Regions from separate parts of the Mus musculus genome. Here regions 1 and 3 are each linked to region 2. A link is a loop called in an ENCODE intact Hi-C map of the cell type or tissue named here. Cell type or tissue: heart. All regions are shown on one strand. Each heading gives the region's core, and the rest is flanking DNA. Links, peaks and the distances in the headings are about the cores only.

Region 1 (7,887 bases), core at 952-5,951, 230 kb before region 2:
CAGAGACCTGTGGATCTCTGCAAGTTCAAGGCCAACCTGTCTATATAGAGTGTGCTGGGACAGTCAGAGCTACACAGCGAGAGGCTGTCTCAACAAACAAACTAACAAACAACAAAAACTTTTAAGAAAGGATGGGTTTAATTTTGACCCACAGTTTAAGGGTGCAGTCCATTGTGGTGGGAAGGAATGGATCAGCCACACAAGGTAGTGGTCACAGTTTGCTTGCTCTTTTATTCAGTCCAGTGTAGAGGGTGGTTATGACGCTTTGATCAGCAATCTGTGTTTGAAAACTGACGGTCCTGTTCTACAGTGGGTCCTTGATCAATCAATAAGGATGCTAGCAGCCAATGAGCTGGGAGGAACAGACAGGACGTCCAGTTTTCCCATAGGCAGGCTAGCAGACACTAGAGAAAAAGATTTACCATGCTTCAGAGGGCGAAAGAGCCACCAGCTGTGTGAGATCTAGGGTGGAGTGGCCATTGGCCGCTTCCCTGATTGGACCTGGGGTAGCAGTCAAGCGATTAGAAATGAACTGAGCTGAGGGCAGATCTAGGGTACTGAGCTAGGACTAAAGGTAACTGAGCTAGGACTAAAGTTCAGGGCAGATTTAGGGTGCTGAGCTGGGAGTGAAAAGAAGGGTGTGATAGCTGAGGAAGGCTTAGAAGAGCTAAAGCATGCCAAAAGTAAGCTAGTGTGTGTGTGTGTGTGTGTGTGTGTGTGTGTGTGTGTGTGTTTAATCTGCGGATCCCAGGAACCTGGGTGGGGCTGGTAGCTCAGTCTGCCTGGAGTTTATAGCAGGGTAGCAGGAACTACATGCTGGATCCCACTTACTGAATGGTGTTATCTGACATTTAGGCTGGGTTTTCCCTCCTCAGTTAAACCTCTCTGGAAATCCCTCACATGCACTTCTTGGGTGTCCAAGTCTAGTAAAGTTGACAGCATAGATTAAGCACCACGGGGATTAGGGTGAGTGTGACTCTCGCTTGGTCTGCCTGGGCTTTGAGGCTTCTTTGACTGAGGGTGACTGGGGTTAGGATTTTTGTTTTGTTTTGTTTATTTTTTATTTTTTTTTATTTTTGCTTAGGAACATGGCTGCTTGGAACCCATAACTACTTCTAGCATCTAGCCAGACTGATGTTCTGAACTGATAGGATGGACTATCTGTGGAATAGTGGGAAACCATGGCAACAACAGGGGGGGACCCTTAGATCAGTTGAATCTGAGATTTCCCAGGTTTTGCATGCTTTGTAGCATGGCTACTACACACAGCCCAGATCTTACTGTCTACAGCAATAGCAGAAGCTTGGGTACTTTGAATATACAGATAACCAAAATTGTCATTTATGACTCTTTTTAAACATTCATGGTATTCTTCTCTCACATATTCCATCCTGACTGCAGTCTTCCCTTCCTCCCAACCTCCCCTCTTTCCCAGACCCACTCCTATTTCCCTTCAGATAACAACCAAACACAGCATAACAGTTTACAATAAGCCTAGGCACAAATCCCCATATCACAGCTGGATGAGGCAATCTTATAGGAAGAAAAGGGTCCCAAAAGCAGGCAAAAATGTCAGAGACAGCTCTACAACCATTTTGTGTGTGTGTGTGTGTGTGTGTGTGTGTGTGTTTGACCCAGGGCAGACCCATACAGGCTCCCTGATTGCTGATTCAGTCTCTGTGAGCCTCTACGAACCCTGGTTAGTTGATTCTGTGGATTTTCTTATGGTGTTTTTGACCCCTCTTGGCTCCTACAATCCTTCCTCCCCCTCCCTCTTCCACGGAATTCCCCAAGCTCTGCCTAATGTCTGCTGTGGGTCTTTGCATCTGCTTCCAGATGAATCTAGATGAAGCCTCTCTGGTGATGATTATGCTAGGCTCCAGTCTTCAACTGTAGCAGAGTATTGTTGACTTCTTTTTTAAAACTGGTAGGTCTTGTTTGGTTCTATCCCTGGTCTCTGGGCTATCCAGTTTCTGGTTCCTGACACTCCAGGCAGTGCCAGGGGTGGACCCCTCTCATGTTATGGGTCTCAAGTTTGACCAGTCATTGGTTGGCCACTTACACAAGTTATATGCCACCTTTACCCTAGCACACCTCGCAGACAGGACAAATTGCAGGTAGAAGGTTTTGTGGCTGGGTTGGAGTCCCAATGCCTTCACTGGAAGTCTTGCCTGGATACAAGAGATGGCCCATGTAGGTTCCATATCCCTTATTACTAGGAGTCTTGGCTAAGGTCACTCTTGTAGATGCCTTCGATGCCAGGCTAGCTCAGGCAGTAAAGCATGAGACTCTCAGTCATGATATGTTTAACCTTCCTTTCAAAATTACAGAAAAAACCTTTCACCGGATATTAAAAACCTTGTTAAGCTGGGCCTGGGAGACGGCTCAGTTCATAAGAACTTGCTGTACCCGAGTTTCAATTCAAGAACCCAGGCAAAAGCTGGTTATAGTGTGCAGTGTGTGCCTCTAATCCTCGCACTGAGAAGGTGGAAGCAGGATCACTTTGGATTGCTTGTCAGCTAGTGTGGCCGAATTGGTGAGCACCATATTTAGTCAGAGAGTCTATCTCAAAAATAATAAGGTGAAGAATGGTAGAGGAAAACACTGGGTGTGGACTGTTTTTTGGTTTTGGTTTTGGTTTTTTTTTTTTTTTTTTTGTACACATACATACATTGCACATACCTGTGGAAAACAAACCACATGTGTACACGATAAATAAATAAATAAATAAATAAATATCATTTAATTTTGCTGACTGGCCTCTTCTGTCTAGACACACCGCTAATTGGAAGGAAGAAAGCACACTGGATGGTGCTTGAAAGTTTAATCCTTAAGATAACGCCTAGTTCTAAACACCGAGAATAATGGACACAGCTGCACCTGTGCTTCCCGGGTAACTGTGGTGCCTGTCTCTCACTGGAATCCACAGGCGTCCCTGAAAGACTTGGCTGGGCCTTGGTGGCCGAGACACTGTGAGTCCATGAATCAGCAGAATTTCTACCAAGAGGCTCCTCACCTTAGGAATCAGGGAACCCGGTTTCCAGTTTCTGTTCCACCACTGAAAAGCCATTTCGGATTAGAGGGTCGGGGGTGGGGGCTGGGGGGTGGGGATCGCGACTGTGTGACCTGTCTCTTGGCGGCTGCTTTCGATTTCGATTATTTCTGGGCAGGTGGACTGGAACCATTCTACCTCTGCGCTCTGTGAGTTGGCAATGTTATGTTATTTTTGCCCTGCTCTGCTCTTCTCGCGAGAACAGTGATTTGGTTGACTGGTGTGGAGCTGGAGAACAGCATGTGGTGAGTGCCTGCCGCATCCTGGAGACTGAGGCGAGGAGCACTGGGAGTGGGAGAGCAGCATGAGCCATGCCCCCAGTACCTGTTTCTAAACAAGTAACTATAAACAAACGAATAAATAAATAAATAAAATAATATACATAAATAAGTAAATATAAATAAATAGAATAATATATAATATACATAAATAAGTAAATATTTATAAATAAGAGAGGAACCATTTTTTTTGAGACATTTGCTATTTAGCTCAGGCAGTCTCTGAACTCACTATGTAGCCCAGGCTACTCAAATTCACGGTCGTTCTACCTCAGTCTCCCAGTCCCAAGATGACAGGCCTGAGAGTCGTGTCTTTTTCATATTGTCCATCCCCTTTGTGACTGCTCTTCCTTTTATTGCCCAGACAGAGCATAATTCCTTTTCACCAACAGGATTGACAGCCTGGAGCAAGAATTCATTTCCCTCGGTGTTCTTTAAAGGGGGGAGGGGTACCCATAAGCTTCTATTTGGATAGAGCATCCAGCAGGGCCACTTGTCAATGTGGCTTTCTTATGACCTCTGTGTTCACTCCAGGGACCAGGGTTTTTAGCTGTGTGCCCCTCTAAGGCAAGAGCTGAAACAATTAGCTTCTTTCGTGTTCCAGCCTACAGCAGCCAGAACTCATGGCTCTGAATAAAAAGACTCGGTCCTTAATTTCTCCTCAAGCCACTAGGGGTCGCCTTCATCTCAGAGAAAGATTGTCCTCAGCCTGCAAGCTCTCAGTCTCTGCTGGGGAGCCTTTGGCTTCTTGGCACTGTGATTTCTGGAGAAGTGGCTTCAAGTGGGAGAGAAACTGGCTGTCGGCATGGAGGAGAATGTGTTTATGTGCATGTCCTTTTTGATAATTTGAGAACTCCCCAAGGTGCCATAGCTGTTCCCTTTGCAATGATGTCATCTCTCACAAGCTGTTCTTCCAGATGGGGTCAGCACTCCAGATAAGGGGTACCTGGATGAACTTTCTAGCCTGGAATTTTAGGAGTGAGGTGGATCCCTAGGTGGGGGTACAATGAACTTTAATTGCTGAGGCCTGTTAGGCTTAGTCAGTCCATAAGCTCCCACCAAGTGTGGCTCAGGAAGACAAAAGGACAAGGCCCTGGGAACAGATGGCTGATGGATCCAATAGGCATAAGAGCAGAACGACCGTGGAGACAGAAACAGAGTGGAGAGTTGAGTCCCCAGGAAGAGGAGGACTCGTGGACTCCATAAAGATCCGAGAAGAATGGAGTCCTTTGGTGCCATGAGGGTCTGACTTCCTCCTGCCTGAGGAAAAGCACTCTGGCGTTGAGGAGATGGGTAGAGTTTTCCCTACCCAGGAATAAATGGATACCCAGTGATTGGGGATTTCTGACAGTTTCCTGGAGACTGGAGCATCTGCGGAAATCTGATTGAGTGAATGGACTCTAAGAAAAGTGGGGTGTCAAGGGAAGAAGGCAGGCATGAGTGAGATGGGAGCAGTCCTGTGCACAAGGGGCTTGGGGGAAGCAGAGGAAGGCCCTTACAGTATGGGGACGCCCATGAACCTCGCTGGCCTAGAGGCCCGGGGTGCTGAGCCCCTGGGGCGCTCACCGGGTGGTTTGGGGACTGGGAGGTCCCTGGGCGCCAGGCAGGGGTGGGGGTGGCAGCAGCAGCCGGAGGGTGGGGCCGGGCGGGGAGGGGAGGGGGAGGGGCGGGGTCGGGCGGCCTGCCGGGGAAGTCACACTCGGCCGCCGCCGCGGGCGCAGCGAGCGGAGACGCGCCGGGCCGAGGCGACCTGACCTGGACGAGCGAGCGGCGCGCGCGGGGGCCCAGGCGGGGGGCGGGAGGCAGCGGCGGGCAGCGCAGGCCGCCGGGCCCGGGAGAAGCGGAGCGGAGAGGAGCGGGGGACACGGGCGGGGCCGCCGCAGCTCCGGATGGGACCAGCGCCCGGGCCCGTTAGTCCAGGCAGGAGCTTCGGGAGAAGCCGTCACTGGGAGAGTCACCCCTGCCTTTCCCTCCCCTCTGGCCCAGGCCTCGCTTCGCTCCCTGCCTGCCCATGTCCCAGTCCTTCCGCGGCGGGCGCCCTCCCACCTCAGCCCGGGGCTCTGGCTTCTCGCAGCTCTTTGCTCTCCCGGCCCGATCAGCTGTGAGGTGTCCCCGGGCCGTTTCTTTGTGCCAGCCTCCCCCAAGTCCCTACCCCATCCCAGGCTCAGATTCCTCCCTTCTCGGCTTGGAATTGTCAGGCTACTTCACCTCTCACTGTCCTCATCCCGGTCGCAGGCCCCCTTGGTCTCTTCTTCCTTCTGCCACCCTATCCTTAGTCCCTGGACCTGGCTGTGGGCTGGTAGCCCACTCCTTCCCGACCCAGGTTTCCCCCCATCCTCTTCTTGCGTGGTCCCCAGCACTTTCTGTATCCGGGCCGACTAAGCTTGCCCCCACTTCTCTTCCTGGCCCTCTTCCCCAGGCTCCAGGCTGGGTGGCGCTTGTGCCTGCCCAGTAGGCCAGAGCGGCCCCTGGTTCGGGGGACCGTGGGTCAGCTGCTCTATCCCCATGGCACTGCCATCCCTGCTGCTGGTGGTGGCAGCCCTGGCAGGTGGGGTGCGTCCTCCGGGGGCACGGAACCTGACGCTGGCGGTGGTGCTGCCAGAACACAACCTGAGCTATGCCTGGGCCTGGCCACGGGTGGGTCCTGCTGTGGCACTGGCTGTGGAGGCACTGGGCCGGGCACTGCCCGTGGACCTGCGGTTTGTCAGCTCCGAACTAGACGGCGCCTGCTCTGAGTACCTGGCACCACTGCGCGCTGTGGACCTCAAGCTGTACCATGACCCCGACCTTCTGTTGGGCCCCGGTTGTGTGTACCCCGCTGCCTCTGTGGCTCGCTTTGCCTCACACTGGCGCCTTCCCCTCCTGACTGCGGGGGCAGTGGCCTCTGGCTTTGCAGCTAAGAATGAGCATTATCGTACCCTGGTTCGCACTGGCCCCTCTGCGCCCAAGCTGGGTGAGTTTGTAGTGACATTGCACGGGCACTTCAATTGGACAGCTCGGGCTGCTTTGCTGTATCTGGATGCTCGCACAGATGACCGGCCCCACTACTTCACCATCGAGGGCGTCTTTGAGGCCCTGCAGGGCAGCAACCTCAGTGTGCAGCACCAGGTGTATGCCCGAGAGCCAGGTGGCCCTGAGCAAGCCACCCACTTCATCAGAGCCAACGGGCGCAGTAAGTGTGGCCCGGGCTGTTTTAGAAACAGGGGAGGTGGGCCGCTATGTCCCTGGAGCAGTGCAACACAGAGAAATAGGCAGAGATAGGAAGGGGAGAGTTCTATGTGATGGTTGGGATGGAGGAACTTTTGAGGACAGAGCTCCTGAGAGAACCTGGCATCAGTCAGAGGTCAGCAAGGCTGAGCCTGGGGCTGGGGTTTGAGTAGTGGATGTGGGTGATGTCTGATCTGAAATGTGCACCTGTCTGTGAGCAGAGACCCCTTAGATTGGAACACAAAGCCTCTTGGTAGCATAGAGATGACTCTATGGGTTCAGGTTTGATTGGGAAAGCAGGTAAGGCTCACACAAAAATTGTGAGCACAAGTGCTTGTGAGCCTAGGGAGAGGTAGGCAGGAGGGGACGTGGGGGCTGTGAAGTCTAGCAAACACAGCTTTGGGGGAAGGAGGGGCTTGGGTCATCACGCCAGTCTCTGGGGTCTGGAGTTGGGCTCTGACTTGGACCAGATGGTCCATGTGGCCCCAGGGCACTTGCGACATGAGCTCTAAGGGGAGGGATGGGAACATCTGTTGGGTGGTCGATGGGTAGGGCACTCTCTTGTAATGGGATGACTCAGAGAGGAGGGGGGACCTGGATGCTGTCTCAGGGTGCCCTTCTGTCCTGTGCACTCCCAGTTGTGTATATCTGCGGCCCCCTGGAAATGCTGCATGAGATCCTGCTTCAGGCCCAGAGGGAGAACCTGACCAATGGGGACTATGTCTTCTTTTACCTTGATGTCTTTGGGGAGAGTCTCCGAGCAGGCCCCACCCGTGCAACAGGCCGGCCATGGCAGGACAATCGAACCCAGGAACAGGCCCAGGCCCTCAGAGAGGCCTTTCAGGTACCTTTGGAACCCAAACTAAAGATGGGAAGACTCACTTGGTTGGAGGATCTGTTTCTCCCAAGACCCTCCTGAAGGCTCTGGAATAGGGCAGGTGTGGTGTGCTATGGAAGGGAAATGGTCAGAAATGTTCTGTGTCTGGTCTCACTCTTCCTTCCTGAGATTTGTGACTGTTACCTAGTGTGCTTGCCAAGACTGACCTTGGCCGCTACCAGAGATCTTAGGATGCTTTCCTAAGTGCCAGCAGTGAGCTGGAAGGCAGGAAGGGAAAGACCTGAGCCTTGTCCTGGGAAGGGCTGTCATCCTTATTGGAGAGGCAAGGTGAAACTATAATATAGTGTGTGAGGAAAGGAGACAGTTTTGTGCATGAAACAGGTCCCAAGAGACAGCGGTTCTGGAGAGGAATGGTGGATATAGGCTTTTGTAAAGGAAATGAATCTGTTGTAATTTTCATGGCACACGCCAGACCCACAGAGTGGTGAAACAGGGATCCAGAAGACTGTTCA
Region 2 (7,887 bases), core at 1,773-6,772:
GAAAAAAGAAAAGAGGAGAAAAGGAGGAGAGGGGACCTAAAACCATGAGCTCAGCGAACCTCTTTATAAAGCTCTCAGCCTCAAGTATTTCATTATAGAAATAGAGACACTTGGTGTGGATCCAGGGCTGGGGAAATGGGACTATGCAAAAGCCAACTTCCAACAGTCCCTAAGGCATCCATGACCTGATGCCTGCACAATTCCTCACCCCATGGGTTTATCACATGTAGTCTATGTCATATCCAGGAGGCAGCAATTATATCTAAGCACAAACTTCTTCTTCATTTTTACAAGTTATTGTTATTATTGGGTGTGCACGCACATGCCATGACAAACCTGAAGTGGTCTGAGAACATCTTCGTGGAATTGGTTCTCTCCTTGCATTTTAAAGTGGGTTCTGCAGATCCAACTCAGGGCTCCAGGGTTAGGCTTTCGTGGCAAGCACCTTCACCCACTGAGACCGTTTGCTGTCCCTGAGCATTCATGCCTGTCAGCAAACCCCCAGGCCTATGCCGTGGACACTCGAAATGTATGCCAGACCCCAGGAGTCTGCTGTGCCCAATCCAGACCGTAGCAGAGGTTCTGGTCAGTTCATGAGACACTAAAATAGATGAGGGTTTTGTGTGGACTTTCCAGGGGGAGACAGGAAAGAGAAAGCTAAGCTGTATGGAAATTGTCGTTGTCTTTGGACAGGGAATCTACCAGAGCTTCCTTCCTGACCTGGATCTCACTGCATAGTCCAAGCAGGCACCGTCCTCCTGCCTCAGTTTCCCAAGTGTTAGGATTCCAGGAGTGAGCCACATTAAAGCTCAGGGAAAAAATTTTTTTGAGTCAGGGTTCCCCTAAATAGCCCTGGCTGTCTTAGAACTCTCTGTGTAGACCAGGCTGGCCTTGGACTTACAGAGATCCATCTGTTTCTGCCTCCCAAGGCATGTACCACTGTGCCCAGCATGCACGGGGTAATCTGTAAGATGAGGACCCTGCTTTTAGTGTTTTTTGAACTAGCAGAGTCCTAACCAGCCCACCACAGAGAGGTGGGCCAGAGCCTCTACCAAGGCGAGGAAAGTGGTCATAATTCAGAAGAGAGGTTGAGGGAAGTGGGAAGTCTGGGGCTCTTTGCTGGTGAATCTGCAGTTTTTTGCTCTGTCTCATTCCCACCTCTTTTGCAAGCTCCAGAGAATCTGACTTGCTGTGTTAAGACAAAGTCTTGAAAATAGCTCCTTTTTCCTGGCTTAACTGAGTTGTGGAAATTGTATTTGTTAAGTGTGTTATAGTAAAGAATGGAGTTCACCTCTGGGTGGAGACATGCATTCGCCTCCTCCCTTAAGAGTAAATCCAGCCAGGGGTGTGTTCTAGGAAGGCAGGCTCACCTCTGTAGTGGACTTTCTTCTCCTAAGTTCACACCACCTCCTAGTGCAGACCCTAGGAGCACGACTGGCTGGGTCTGCCTGCTCTGAGTCCTGACTCAAGCAAGAATATTCCTCTTTTCTTCTCTTCTGACCTTTTCTTTTGGATACTGGTGGGAGCCTAAATATGCCTTTAAACCCTCTGGTGCTTTGACTTTTTTTACTCCTGTTTGTTTGTTTGTTTGTTTGTTTGTTTGTTTGTTTTGTTTCCCTTGGAGAACTACTCAGAAGAAATATCACTCCACTGTGAGTTCTCTCTCTCTCTCTCTCTGTCTCTCTCTCTCTCTCTCTCTTTCAAGACTTGCTCTGTGGACCAGGCTGTCTGTCTTAATTAGGGTTTTACTGCTGTGAACAGACACCATGACCAAGGCAAGTCTTATAAAGACAACATTTAATTGGTGCTGGCTTACAGAGTCAGAGGTTCAGTCCGTTATCATCAAGGCAGGAACATGGCAGTATCCAGGTAAGCATGGTGCAGAAGGAGCTGAGAGTTCTACATCTTCATCTGAAATCTTCTAGTGGAAGACTGACTTCCAGGCAGCTAGGATGAGGGTCTTAAAGCCCCATCCACAGTGACACACCTACTCCAACATGCGCACCTCTTAATAGTGCCACTCCCTGGGCCAAGCATATACAAACCACCACACTGGCCTTGTACTCAGAGATCCCTGCCTCTGCCTCCCAAGGGGAACTGTCAGCATTCTACAAGAATGGAAACTCTGCTACCATCTCAGGTGTTGGGCCTTATTCGGCCAGATTCTGAGGCCTAGTGAGGAAACCTGAGCCTCTGCTCGAGTTTAGAGACCTACCTTGCTCACTTCCATACTGGAGTGACTCAGCAAGACCTGCTTAAGCCTGCCTTTGCCAAGCTACCAATGGTGTAGAATAACTTTATTGGCCCTGTCAGTCATCCCACACTGTCACCCTTCCCTACCCCTTACATCATCTTACCTCACCAAAAATCCCCACCTCCTTCCTCAACCCTGTATAAACAAAAGACTGATACAATAAAACTAGTTCCTGCTTTGACAAGACTCCCGGTCTGGTGTGTTTGTTTTGGGCCACCAACACTCACCATCCTGCACAGCCCCTGGAGAGCCGGCAGAGAGCCAGACACTTGGGCACAGCAGGCTCCTGGGATGCAGCTGCTGGGCATCACAGGCGTACCTTTTTTGGGTATCCAAGACTTAGGTCTGGAGATTTGCGCACGGCCGTGTGTGCTCAGGGACCAGCAAGATGGCTTTCCTCTCCATCGTACGGCACCTGAGCACACAGCTAACTTCCCTGCAGGCCCGAGACTTACAGCTCGTCTGCCCTCTGAGTTCAACCACTTTGTCCCAAATGACAGGGCTTCAATGTTCTGCAGGGTGTGTATACATATTCACACCACCTTTTCTTTAACACATCACCATAGTGAATAAAGCAGGAAGTGCTGATTTTGTGTTCCTTGGCAATCTCCTCAGCCTCGCTGCACTGTGTGGTCCTTCTCTTTCTAGTCTAAGGAACTGTAGTAAGGTTTGCACGTTGATGATTCTAATTAGCATCCCTGCTAATGGCTAACAATGGGATGAGAAATGTAACTGTTGCTTCCTTCCCCCAAAACGTTCTTAAGTTCTTGAAGTCTGAGCATATATTGTTCAGACTCCAACATCCTCTATAGAGCTCTATAAAACCCAAATGTGCTCTTAATCAGGACACCAGAAAGAGAGAGAGTGAGAGAAGAGACACAGAAACAGACACACACAGAACTTGTTCAAGTGACTGTTTTTAGAGCTGAAAGAGGAAAACAAAGCCAACTGAGGGGAAGTTGCAGTCAGGGAGCCTCAGCCCATGCTGGCCACAGGCTCAGAGGCTATCAGGGAGCTCACAGTATTCCTTAGCAACCAGAGCCAGCCCTGTGTGTTCCTGGTTAAGGCTGATGCTCACTTCCCTTAGAGGCTCAGTCAGGCCCTGAGTAGGACCCGTTCCAAATGGAGTGGGTTGGGAGCTGAAAGGCAGGCAGGCTGCCTGCCCCTGTGCGGACACTTTCAGCCAGGCCTGCAGCCAGACGCCTGCCCTCCAGGTCTGGCTAAAGGCTTTTGTTACTGCTGGACACTTGGCTGAGTCTCCTCTCTTCAGTTTCTTTGTAAGAATGTGTGTCCACTCCTCCCACTACATGATGCATGGGAAGACTATGGAGAACAACCAGGTGAGAAGAATTGGCGAGGGCCACCTGCCACTCTTTGATTAGGGTTTCCTCTTCACTCTCTCCCCCATGCGTTTCCCAGAAGTTCAAGGGCAAGTTCACACCTTCTTACACCAATCCCCAGACTATTATAAGGTGCCATGGGTGGCTGGCGGCTTCAGCTACGGCTTGACTGCTGCAAACCTGCCATCTGGTGGACATTCTGAGAGTTGCTGGTCGTGAATTCTGCAAGTTTTTAGCAGCACCTCAAATGCTGAGGACCTCGTGAAAAGGCAGAGTTGGTCTCAGTGAAGCGAAAGTGGGTGAGATGCTACATCTCTAGTAAGCGTCCAGTCTGTTCCCGCCATGCTCTTCCCGCAGCGCTCAGAGTGGAGAGGCAGGAATGACACTCCTAGGTGGACAGTGGACGTTCCTTACCAAGTGTCGAGCCCCAAAGCCTTGAAATATCTAGATGCAGACTTTACTGTGTTCGCAGCCTCCTGGGGTCCCTTTCTTACATTTCGGAAAGATGTTCTGTATTTATTAAGTGCCCAGGTGGCTGTTATTTCTCTGCACTCACCACGACTACAACACGGGGAGTTGATGTCAACACTGCCAGATAATAATGCTCTGACCAGACTGGTTTATGTTTCTCAAATCACGATGTCCAGTAGCTCCCCTGCTCAGTCATGAGGGTGAGGAAATTCTGCCTCAAACAAAGCCTTTGTTTTTCTCTTAGGTGTATTAAGACACTAACACTACACCACAGGCTTTCTGGAAGGGAAAGGGGGTTTTATTGTTAATGTTGTTTGTATTTGTTTTGTTTTGTTTGTGGATTTTTCAAGACAGGCTCTCATATGGACCTAGGCTGCCTTCAAACTTGCTGTGTAGCTGAGGTTGACCTTGAACTACTGAGCTTCCCAACGCCACTTCCCAAATGTTAGTCCATGAGTCAGTCCTGAGTCGTTAGCTTGTTCCACTTTGCATTGTATGGACCACAAAAGCCCTAATAATATAGCCTTGTGATTTCCCCTACTCCTGCTTCTGACTCCTGACCCAGCCTCAGTGCTCCCTTGCTCCTCCCCAATGACAGTGTGTAGTGTGGTGTTCGCCTCTTGGAAAATTAAGTCATAAAATTATCTTTCAATAGCATTGGCCTCCGAGTGTCACCACCCAGCCACTTCCATAAATTAAAATACTCCAAGTGCACTTTGAGACATGAGTGCTCACTCGGTAGAAATGACCATGCAAGTCCTTCCATGTACTCATGAACAAAGGCCCAGAGAGTCTTAGTTACAACAGGCAGAGCTGAAAATAACCAAATAACCTGTAGGTATGTCCGAAGAGGGTGGGCATGGCTGTGCACTCTGTAAGGCTAGCATCTGGGTGGCTGAGCTACGATGGGAGAATCATGAGTTGGAAACCAGCCTGGACTAGTGTTAGATTCCTTCTCAAAAAACTAGTTGGGGTAAGGCGCTTGCTGCAGAGCGTGACAACCTGAATTCAATCCCTGGAACCAACATGAGCGAGAAGGAAAACCTACAAGTTTTTGTGGTCTTCATGCTTTTGTATGAATTTCCCATGACATACACACACACATATATATGTATATACCCACACATACACCACATTCATATATATACACATATGCACACATACACAAATATATGCACATACACACATGCACACACAAACATACACACATGCGCGCGCACAGGCACACACTAATTTTTGTAAGTTGAATGTTCATGCAGTGGAACGACACCTAGCAAAACAACTGAAAAATTATCAAAACAACCGACAAAACTATCAAAACAGGCTGTAAAATGAGATTCTCTCAAAAATAGTGTACTAAGAGAAAGAAGCCCAGCGTATGACTGGAATCCTGGAGTAGTCAACACTAAGAGGCAGCAGCCAAAAACACAACTGTTGTCTGAAGCCACGGCCAACTGACTATGTGAACACAGGACTCCTTGTGGAGGAGCAGGGGCTCTTCTGATCTTGGTTTTGTACACTAATTTCTTAAGGCCCATAGATTTGCATCTTAAAACAGTCTGCTTACTTTTACTTTAAAAAAAAAAAAATGTGGCCGGGCAGTAGTGGTGCGAGCCTTTAATCCCAGCACTTGGGAAGCAGAGGCAGGTAGATTTCTGAGTTCAAGGCCACCCTGGTCTACAGAGTGAGATCCATGACAGCCCGGGCTATACAGAGAAACCCTGTCTTGATAAAAACAAACAAACAAAACAAACAAACAAAAACAAAGCAAAACGTGTCTAGAGGCTGTAGAAATGCCTCCGTGGTTAACTGTACATGTTGCTCCTGCAGAAGGCCAGGGTTAGATACCCAGTGTCTATCACAAGAGTCTGTAACTCCAGTTCCAGGGGATTCAGTGCCCTCTGCTGGCCTCTGCAGATGCCAGGCATGTGTATGTTCACATACCTATATGAAAGCAAAACATTCACACGTGAAATCAATAAATCTAAAAAAAATTTTTTTAAAGATAAAGCATGCATGAGTGTTTTGCTTGCATGTATGTCTGCACACCACATGTGTGCCTTACTGCCCTCAGAGACCAGAAGATTCAGGGGTCAGATGCCCTGGAAACGGAGTTACAGACAGTTGTGAGCCACCATGTAGGTGCTGAGAACTGAACCTAGATCCTCTGAAAGAGCAGCAGAGCTCCTAATCTCTGAGCACCTCATCAGCTCCAGAACTTTTTTCCTGCAAATTATACATCAAAAATTGGTTTTCAAATAAAATAAACAACTCACTTATTAATTCTAATTTCTTATCTAATTGGTATTGTGTGTGTGGGGGGGTGTCCTCATGATCACAAGCTATACTCAAATTCATTATGTAGCCAGGGATGTCCCTTGAAAGTCTGATCTACCTGCTGCCTCCTCCTAAACGTTGAGATTGCAGGGTTGTACCACTGGGCCCAGTCTATGCAGTGCTAGGGATTAAGACCCGGACTTCATGCATGCTAGGGGCAGCCCTCCACCAACCCAGCAGCATCTCAGCCCCTATACAATCTTCCTCTTAGTTGATCCCATTAAAGCTATTCTGACTGCCCTCATTCTTATCTCAAGTACTTCTAAAATGCGGCCAAAGGCAAATAGATAGATATAAAACACAGCCAAGAACAAGATAAGACATAAATACAGCAGAGAAAGAAGTGCATGGCCACCGTTGCAAAAAACACACGCTCCTTGGATGCTGTCTTGGTTAGGGTTTCTATTGCTGGGATGAAGCTCCATGGCCGAAAGCAAGTTGGAGGGGGAGGCCTATTTGGTTTATGCTTCCATACACCGGTTGGTCATTGAGGGGAGTCAGGACAGGAACTCAAGCAGGGCAGGAACCTGGAGGCAGGAGCTGGTTCAGAGGCCATGGAGGACTGCTGCTTACCAGCTTGCTCAGCCTGTTTTCTTACTTTAGGGGCTGGAGAGATAACACCCAGGACCACCAGCCTCCAAGTGGCACCCCCCACAATAGGCTGGGCTCTCCGGCATCGATCACATATAAGAAAATGCCCTACAGGTTTGCCTACAGCCCAGTCTTAAGGAAGCGTTTCCCCAGATGAGGCTCCTTCCTCCCTGATGACTCTAGCTTTTGTCAAGTTGACATCAAAAGCAACTGGCACAAAGAGGAACGCCTCTTAACCACTGAGATATCTCTCAGGACCCCCAGAGAAGTTCCTAACCATTCAGATTCTAGGCTCTATCTGTCAAATTTTTTAATTCCATGATTTGTGGAAGGAAAGAGAAGTCTGGCCTGATAAACATTTCCCTGGTGTTTGTTTATTCATTTGTTTGTTTTTGTGGTGCTGGGAACAGAACGAGGATCTCACAAGCACACTAGGCAGGCATTCTACTGTCTAGCAACAACCCAGTCCTAGGTGTTCGGTGCTTTTAACTCTCTCCTGGGACTACTGAACTGCACAAGTTAAGCAGAGAGGAATGGGGGAATACTTCACTTCTTTAGAAGGTTAACTGTGTGAGATTCTTTCCACCAGCTTGAACTGATTTACAAAGTAGCGATTACTGGACTAATTAAAAACAACTTGTGTTTAAACATTTTCTAAAATCACAGCTGGATTTGGAGGCTCAAGCCTGCCTGTAATTCCAGTACTGAGGATGTGGAGGCAGGAGGGGTCAGGAGTTCAAGGTCATCCTTAGCTTCATACTGAGTTGGAGAGGAGTCTGAGCTATGAAAGATGCTGTCAGGGAAAAAAAGAAAGCAGAACAAGAAAAAAAAATTTTTTTGTAAAATCAGTGCTATTGAACCCAGAAATGAATTCGAAATGTAATGATTTAATAT
Region 3 (7,887 bases), core at 952-5,951, 120 kb before region 2:
TCACTGTATAGACCTGGCTGGCCTCGAACTCAGAAATCTGCCTGCCTCTGCCTCCCGAGTGTTGGGATTAAAGGCGTGCACTACCAGGCCCGCTTTTTTTTTTTTTTTTTTTAACATAGTACCAAGGTTGTGAAAAGCAAACCTGACTATTATCATTGCAGATAAACATTGCTGTTTCTACAAAGGGACTCCCAGCCCAAGGGACACTCAGAGCTACACTCAGCAAGGATACTCAGGGCACAGATAGACAAAGTTCTTTTCTAGGATATGAGTTGAGGTGGATCTTCCTAGTAAAAAATGGAGTCCCCCACATCCTCTCTGCACTTCAAGAGAGGGCTCGAGTTTTGAGAGGGAAATGGGCGTTTCTGCACGTCTTATGGCACTTCCAGACTAAATGCTGACTGTCCCGGCTCTGTGGCCATGACCTTTGACCTTTCTCATACTCCCTATTCCCCTTCTGACACTCTGTATCCCTCACAATGAGAGATAGTCTTTTTATTTACAGCCCAGTACTGGCTCCTTACAGAACAGCTACAATGTAACCCATAGGTAAGACTCATCTGCTTCTTAGTCTTGGTACTTAGCAGAGGTAGACACAGGCAGCCGGCTGATCCCAGGGCAGCAACCAGGATGGGCTGCTGGAGGCCCCGCTCCAGTCTCAGCTTTGACCAATTCTGGCTATTCCTACAAAGTGCTTTAGTTAGCTTTCCTCAGCTGTGACAAAATCCACAAGACCAGTGACTTAAAGTAGGAAGTGTTTATTTAGTCCATGGTCACTTGTTCCTTTTGCTTTGGTCGTATGATGGCAGCAGAATGTAGCAGAGGAAACAGCTTTCTCCATGGAAGCTAGGGAACAAAGATGAGAAAAGGGGCTAACGTTCTGATATACTCTTCAAAGACATTGCCCCAATGACCAAACTTTCCTCCAGAGAAGCCCCAAGGGGTTCATTGCTTTCCTGTGGCACCCTGAGCCTTCTACTGCACCATGGTTGCTTCTGGTATGGTTGGTCTCTCCCCAGAAGGACTGTAAAGCCTCTGAGGGGAATAGGGACGTTGGTGTCTTGCAAGAGACAGCTTTCCAGGGCTTCCACTTGTGCAAAGCCCCTTGCCATTTTTCTTCGTCCCGCCTGGCCCTGCCCCCAAGCCTAGATTCTCATTGTATTAGCAACAGTTTGTAGAGTTTGTAGAGGAGGAAGCTGATGCAGACACTCCCAAACGCCGCCTCACCCCACCCAAGATATTTGCACCAATTTGCAAATTGGTGGAAAGTTGAGGTCAGAATTATGGCTTATTTTCTATTTTCTATCTCTTTCAGATGGAGACTCATTTCTGTCTTTCTTCTTAAAGAAAAAAATTTACAGGTTTCAAAGCTAAACAAAAAGAAAAGCAAAATTCCTACCCCACCCCCACCCCCATATTTCCGAGTCAGTGGCTTTTTGTTTTGGGAAAGGGTCTGCTGCTTTAAAAAAGTTCAAAGCCTGTGGCTCCAGAGAAAGTTTCCAGATTGTGAGCTGGGAGGGGGGAGGGGGCGAGTTGGGTGTGGCGGGTGCTTGGGTGGCAGCTGGCAATCCCAAACCCTGGGAAGGAGGCAGGAGGAGCAGAAATTCACGCTCAGAGTTATGTGAGACCCTGTCTCAAAAAACAAAACAGGCCAAGTGTGGTGGTAGCCTATATGCACACTTTTAATCTCAGCACTCAAAAGAAAGAGGCAGGAGGATCTCTGTGGGTTCCAGGCCAGCCTTGGCTACATAGTGAGACTGTCTCAAAAATAACACAACAATAACAACAACAATGGAAAAAAAACCAAAAAAACAAAAAAGTTCAAGGATAGCCTGGGAATTATTAGCCTCTTTCTCAAAAACAGTGGAGGGGATTTACATAAAATAAAGGCCAGGTTTAAACATTTACTTAAAAATGGAGAAAGATCTCACAAACAATATTTAAAAGAAAACATTTTAAAAATAAAAGTAAGCCTTACAACACAAATGCTCCAACTGCTCCATCTGGTGGTCTTGGTCTGGGTGCTGTGTACTGAGGGAGAGAGCTCAGACTAAATAAAGTATTAAGAGTTTGCCTGGAACTTTACACTAGCCATCAATCCTATCAGGGGCAGCCTGCTTCCCGGAGGTTGTCCTTGCTGGTGTTATTCTTGGTTTATCTGTCTGTTTTGAATCTAGGAGCTCACCCTGAAGCTGGTGCTGGCCTGGAATTCACTATGTAGCACAGGCTGGCCTGGAATTCATGATCGTCCTGACTTGACTTCTTGAGTGCTGAGATTATATGCTGACAACATCATGCCTGGCTTTTGTTTCCTTTAAAAAGAATTGCAATGTGTGTGTGTGTGTGTGTGTGTGTGTGATTAATTCGTGTGTGGACATGTGCTCATGTGTGCATGTGCTGTGTGTATGCATGCGCTGTGTGCATGTGTGGAGTTTGGAGAACAACATTCAGGAGTTGCCTCTCCCTTCTACTATGGGCACAGGGGTCTGAACTCAGGCTGCCAGGGTCGACAGCAGATGATATAGATTTGTGGATCTATATCACTGCTTTTGCTTTCTTTTTAAGTGATCAAACATTTTTGTCCACTCACCCTCGTCTAGATTTTGCCTCTGAAATCAATATTACTCTTACGCATTATTCAGATTTTAGAGTAATTTCCGACTCGAGCCTCTCTCTCTGCTTCACCTATAACTTTACCAAGTAGTCCCATAGTGACTATTGAGACTCTTGGGAATGAACAGCAGCAATCATTATTGGAAAGTTCACACATGTTTTGTTTGTTTGTTTATTTGTTTTTCCAGACAGGGTTTCTCTGTATACAGCTCTGGTTGTTCTGGAACTCACTTTGTAGACCAGGCTGGTCTCGAACTCAGAAATCTGCCTGCCTCTGCCTCCCAAGTGTGCCACCATGCCCGGCTAAGTTCACACATGTTAAAACTCAGATCCACTGACAAGCTTAACAGAGCCACCTGTCAAAATGACTGATTGAAGGGCTGTTTTGTGGCTTTCAAAAGTTTGCTCATTTTTCCTGATAGCTTTCAAAGGATTTGTGTGTGTTATGTGTATAAACTTACGAAGTTAACTTTATTCTTAGGGCTGAAGCAGTTCGAAGCCACCGGGCCACAAGGCCAGGGTTATAAGCCTGTTCTTTCCAAATCAGCTCTCCCCAACCCCATCTACAAAGTCCAAGTCCTCTGCTCAGCCCCGGAACACTTACTCCAGTTTGTTGAGTGCATTATTTCTGGATAAGGTCAGCTAGAAGCTCACCTTTATGACTCAGCCTGTAATCCCAGCTGTTCAGGAGACAGAGGCATGAGGATTTCAGGAGTTACAGAGTGAGCTAGATAGAGTCAGCAGGAGCAACTTCATGAATCCCCCCCCCCCCAAATAAAAAGCCAAGATGGTCGGGGTTAAAAGCTTAATGCTAGAGCACTGGGCTAGTGTGCGAAGGTCCCAGGTTCAGTTCTAGCTATTTAAAGAAGCATGTTGTAGCACTTTCTTTTGCTAGTTCTTATTTTTAAATGGCCACTAGTAGGGTATCAGGTATAATCGTGAGCTTAGTAATGGCCTGTGACCAGTAAAAGACCTTAGCAATATCCAGATGCAGGAATGTGGGAGTGGTGTGGGGGCTGCAAAGGATGTTTTGCCGGCATGTATGTCTGTGTAGCATGTGTGTGTGCCTGATGCCCTCAGAGGTCAGAGGAGGGGCATGGAATCTGCTGGAACTAGGGTTACACACAGTTGTGAGCCGCCATGCAGGTGATGGAGATTGAACGTGGATCCTTTGGAAGATCAGTCGGTGCTCTTCACCACCAAGCCACCTCTCCAGCCCTCTACATAGAGTCTTTCGACACAGGTTTCTGACCCTCACTTTTTGGCAAGCACAGAATGCACTTTATTCTGTTATGTCGTAGGTGGTATCGTTGTTGCATTACATATTGGAAAAATTATACAAATTGTCATTAAAAATTAATCGTGGCGGTGGATTATGGAAATCTAGTAACCACTGATAATGGAGAAATAAAGGACATGGCTGCTCTGAATCAACCTTCTAAGGATCTGTAGTTTACTCAAGTGGCCACTAGAGGCCACTATGTGTACATTTAGAGAGCTACACACTTGTGCAGTTTGGAGAAACCAGGAAAAATTTTCCCTCTAAACTTTTTTTTTTTTTTTTTTGAGGCTTATTTTATTTGTATTTTTTAACCACGGAACCATCTCTGTAATCCCTACGTCTTTTACAAACTGTGGTAAGTCATGTGCAACACAACAACTAGTCATTTTAACTGCTTCTCCCTGTTAGCAGGGATTGAACACGGGCCTTTGTAGCTGCTGGGCCACCTCCCACTGAGCGGCATCTTTCTCTCACATCTCCTTCCACTTAAGTGGAGAGTTCAGTGGTACCCAGAACATTTTCAACACCGCATAACCTTCACCACCGTCTCCATAACCGTGCCCATCCTACGCAAACTCTGAGCCGATTCAGAGGTAATTCTCCTCACAGTTTTTGGCAACCATGCTCCTTTCTGTCTCTGAATTAAACACTTAGGTTTCTCTCCTGTAAGCAGGGTCGCTCTCATTCCTTTTGCAACTTGCTTATTTCATCCAATGTAACATCTTCAAGGTTGATCCATGATGTAGCAAGTGCCAAATCTTTCTCTTTTAACGGTCATGCTCCAGGTGCTTGTACATATAAAATAACTTTTGTTTGTTTTCAAGACAGGATTTCTTTGTGTGGCCCTGGCTGTCCTGCAACTCGCTCTGTAGATCAGAGTGCCCTTGAACTCACAGAGATCTGCCTGCCTCTGCCTCCGCCTCCGCCTCCGCCTCCGCCTCCGCCTCTGCTTCCACCACCAGGTATTAAATAACTCCTAATATTTAAATTGATTTTATTTTATTTTTTTTTCTGCTTTTTGGAACAGGGTCTCACTAAATTGTCCAAGGTTGCCTGGAATTCACTATGCAACTCAGGCTGACTGCAGACTTGGGATTTTTCTGCCTCAGCCTCCTGAGGGCTGAGATTGTAAGTCTTGTTTTGTTAGAGGGGGGAAAAAAACTAAAAACAAAAAACAAAAAAACCCGCTAAAAGCACTAAAACCTCCCAGAGTTTGATATACTCACATGAACCTGTTGTTTGGCCACTTGCAGCACAGTTATCTGGTGTATTCTCCCATGCACCTCACTCATAGTTACAAAGTTAATTCCTGAAATTCTATCAACCCACAAACATTTTGAATAGCTCTAAGAATGATGTTATTATTTTAAGTGTAACTAAAACAGTGTTGTCACGTCTTAAAACATTTAATTATGAGTTCTTAGTACAATCAACTCTCAAGCGAGAGCCCAATTTTCTACATAAGTTTTCATTCTTATTTTCCTATATTCATAACTGACCACTATAAGCTTGCAAAGATCTGGTTGTGCCAGAGTGACCTGGTTCGAAACCAAGAGAGGTGGGATTTGAACTGAATAGGAGAACTTCCTGGATATGAATGAATCTTCGACACGCTGTCTGCTCATGCAGTTTGCTTATCTGTGGAAGCAAGAGCTGGGGCTGCCGAGGAGGGATTCGCAGACCGGGACCTTGCCGAGGGTGGGGGTGGGGGTGGGGGTGGGGGTGGGGGTGGGGGTGGGGGATTCATTTGTACTCTCAGTTCAGTGCTCTGTGAGCTACTCTAGCAGGAACATAAAGTAGCTTATTATTTTGAGAAGGGTCAGAGGATCGAATCTTAAATGCATTTGGATCTTGTAAAGGAAAGGTTTGTGAATAGAGCATAAAGAAAATTTAAACAAATGAGAAATAATGGAGGGCCCTTAGACAGGTGCAAGGACGCGGGCAAAGTAAGGGGCGGGGCTGGAGAGATGGCTCAGCCTGGCGGTTTTTCCAGAGCCAGTTCAGTTGCCTGCACTCTGGTCCTGCAGCTCACAACCACCTGCAACCCCTTAACTCTAGGGGATAAGACACCCTCTTCTGCCTGCCCCATCCAATGTGCTTGAGCTCAGGGGAATAAAAATATCTCTCAAATAAAGGGAGAAATGTTGGAAAAATCAACATTCAGCAGGGATTCGGGGCACTCTAAGGTAAAGCTTTGGTCTCTTGTTACTACTGTTGTCATTGATATTTTCTATTCAATTAGAGCAGCAGAAAACCACAGGATCCCCAGTGTTTTAAGGATTTATTATTTATCAGGAAATCAAGTTAACTTAAGGCGCCTGGTCGTCTTTGACGCAGCAGGCCCTGTTAAATTAAATGCTTGGGATTCCATAGGCCAAACGGAGAATTTCTGGCCCCAGAGTTTCTTTCAGATAAGATAGCCAGCCTTTTTATTCATTCACGTCACTTGATTTGTGTGCCTAATGAAACCCATTACGTTGTAAGATAACTTTAAAATTTTAGTTTAAAAAAAGATTTCGTTTAATTCAAAATTTCAAGTTTATTCTATATAATGGTAAAATTATCCACTAAAAGGGAGTGATTCATAATACATTTGCTTAAAGGTCCACAGTAGGTTTTGTGTCGATCTCCAACCAGACTGGTCTTCAGTATGGGCTGCGATGCTCAGGCAATTCAGCTTAGCTTCAGCAAAAGCAAATATTTAGAATTCAAAAGTAAACATTTGAATCCAGAGCCCATTAGATTAAAAAGTTAGCAAACTAAAGCTGCCTTGTTAGTTAATCCCCCTAAAGGTAAAATCTAAGTCACATGACTATTGACCTGGAACTCTTTTTTTTTTTTTTCTTGGCATCACACAATCATGTTTATAATTCTTGCAATAAGGGAATTTTTAAAAACTAGTCTCTTTCATCTCCATTCCCACAAAAAGCTTTTGAAAGTAACAATTTCTGCTCAGTTGTTTTTTCCTTTACTTAAAAAAAAAAAAAGGTGCCAGGAATCCCACCCCACCCTGTGCTGGGTCATAGTCAATCGCTTGTGATTCCTGGCTCAAACACAGGCATTCATGCCTAGGAAAAGGCTTTGCGATGAATGAGATCTTGGTCGCCACTAAAAACAAAATATGGCTAAAAAGAGACTTCAATTTATTTTCAAGTCCTATGACTAAATTCCTTTAATTCCTAACTGGTGAAAATATTGGCAAACTACCGGGTTTTACTTGGGGTCAGAGTGACTTCTTTGGTGTATGCCCAGAGGTGCTGGTGGCACGCTGTCTGAGACTCACGTCTCAGAAGGTCACCAGGTGGAACTCTTCAGCTAATGATACAACTAATGGGATGGAGGACAGCTCAGAAACCAGGACCATGGCTGCCTTTCCAGGCAGGCTTTGATTCTCAGAACCCACATGGAGGCTTGCAGCTGTCTAAAACTCAAGCTCGGCCCACCTCTTCAGACTCCGAGAGTAAGCATCAGGCACATAAGTGGTACACAGACATTAAGGAGACAAAAAGCTCACAGATATAAACTAAGAATAACTAACTAGAATCATTTTAACATTTGGTTTATCAAAAAGTTACTTCCCAAAGTAACCAACCTTACAGGTCCTATGGAGGACCACAATAACCCTTAGCCACTCAGCCTTGGAATTGATTTCTCTAAGAAAAAAGCCAAATCACAATGTTCCAGATATATAAAGAGGAAGTTACTTTATTTTCTGATAAATTTTCAGACAAGTTAAAGAAAAAACTTTAATTTTATGGGCATACCTTCAGTATTTGAGGGTATAACCTTAAATGGGTAGGCGGGGGACTTCAAACATGGTGCTGAAGAAGTGGCTCCGTGGTCAGAGCATCTACTGCTCTTGTACAGGATCCGGGAAGGTTCTAGAATCCACATCAGGTGTCTCACAGCATCTGTAACTCCAGCTTTTGAGACTGTGATGTGTCGGCACCAGGCGTGGATATGATACACAGTTATCATCATGTATGCATAAA

The links. Hi-C counts contacts between places; a loop is a spot of excess contacts. Peaks named below come from ENCODE experiments on the same cell type or tissue, not always from the same donor. Only the 100,000 strongest peaks of a DNase experiment are listed, where the experiment ranks them.
Region 1: a loop joins it to region 2, with 4 times the contacts of the local background. A loop is called at or near these places in 12 of 42 quality-filtered maps.
Region 3: a loop joins it to region 2, with 7 times the contacts of the local background. A loop is called at or near these places in 20 of 42 quality-filtered maps.

The regions. Positions count from the first base shown.
Region 1 is chr4:43,626,350-43,634,236 of GRCm38, forward strand. Npr2 (natriuretic peptide receptor 2) reads left to right here and starts at 5,586. Exons shown (of 22, transcript NM_173788.4): 1 at 5,586-6,502; 2 at 7,176-7,381. The coding sequence starts at 5,836. In heart, for the core only: a CTCF peak has its summit at 4,009 (motif pointing right); DNase peaks (open chromatin) are centred at 4,072, 5,192 and 5,852; H3K4me3 peaks cover 2,456 bases; H3K27ac peaks cover 1,619 bases; H3K27me3 peaks cover 146 bases.
Region 2 is chr4:43,857,559-43,865,445 of GRCm38, forward strand. No RefSeq gene overlaps it. Among named protein-coding and RNA genes, the nearest start is that of Olfr155, 7.2 kb to the left of the region's middle. In heart, for the core only: a CTCF peak has its summit at 3,785 (motif pointing left); no DNase peak of the experiment used is centred there; H3K27ac peaks cover 480 bases.
Region 3 is chr4:43,741,285-43,749,171 of GRCm38, forward strand. No RefSeq gene overlaps it. Among named protein-coding and RNA genes, the nearest start is that of A630077J23Rik, 6.6 kb to the right of the region's middle. In heart, for the core only: CTCF peaks have their summits at 2,010 (motif pointing left) and 4,072 (motif pointing right); no DNase peak of the experiment used is centred there; H3K27ac peaks cover 315 bases.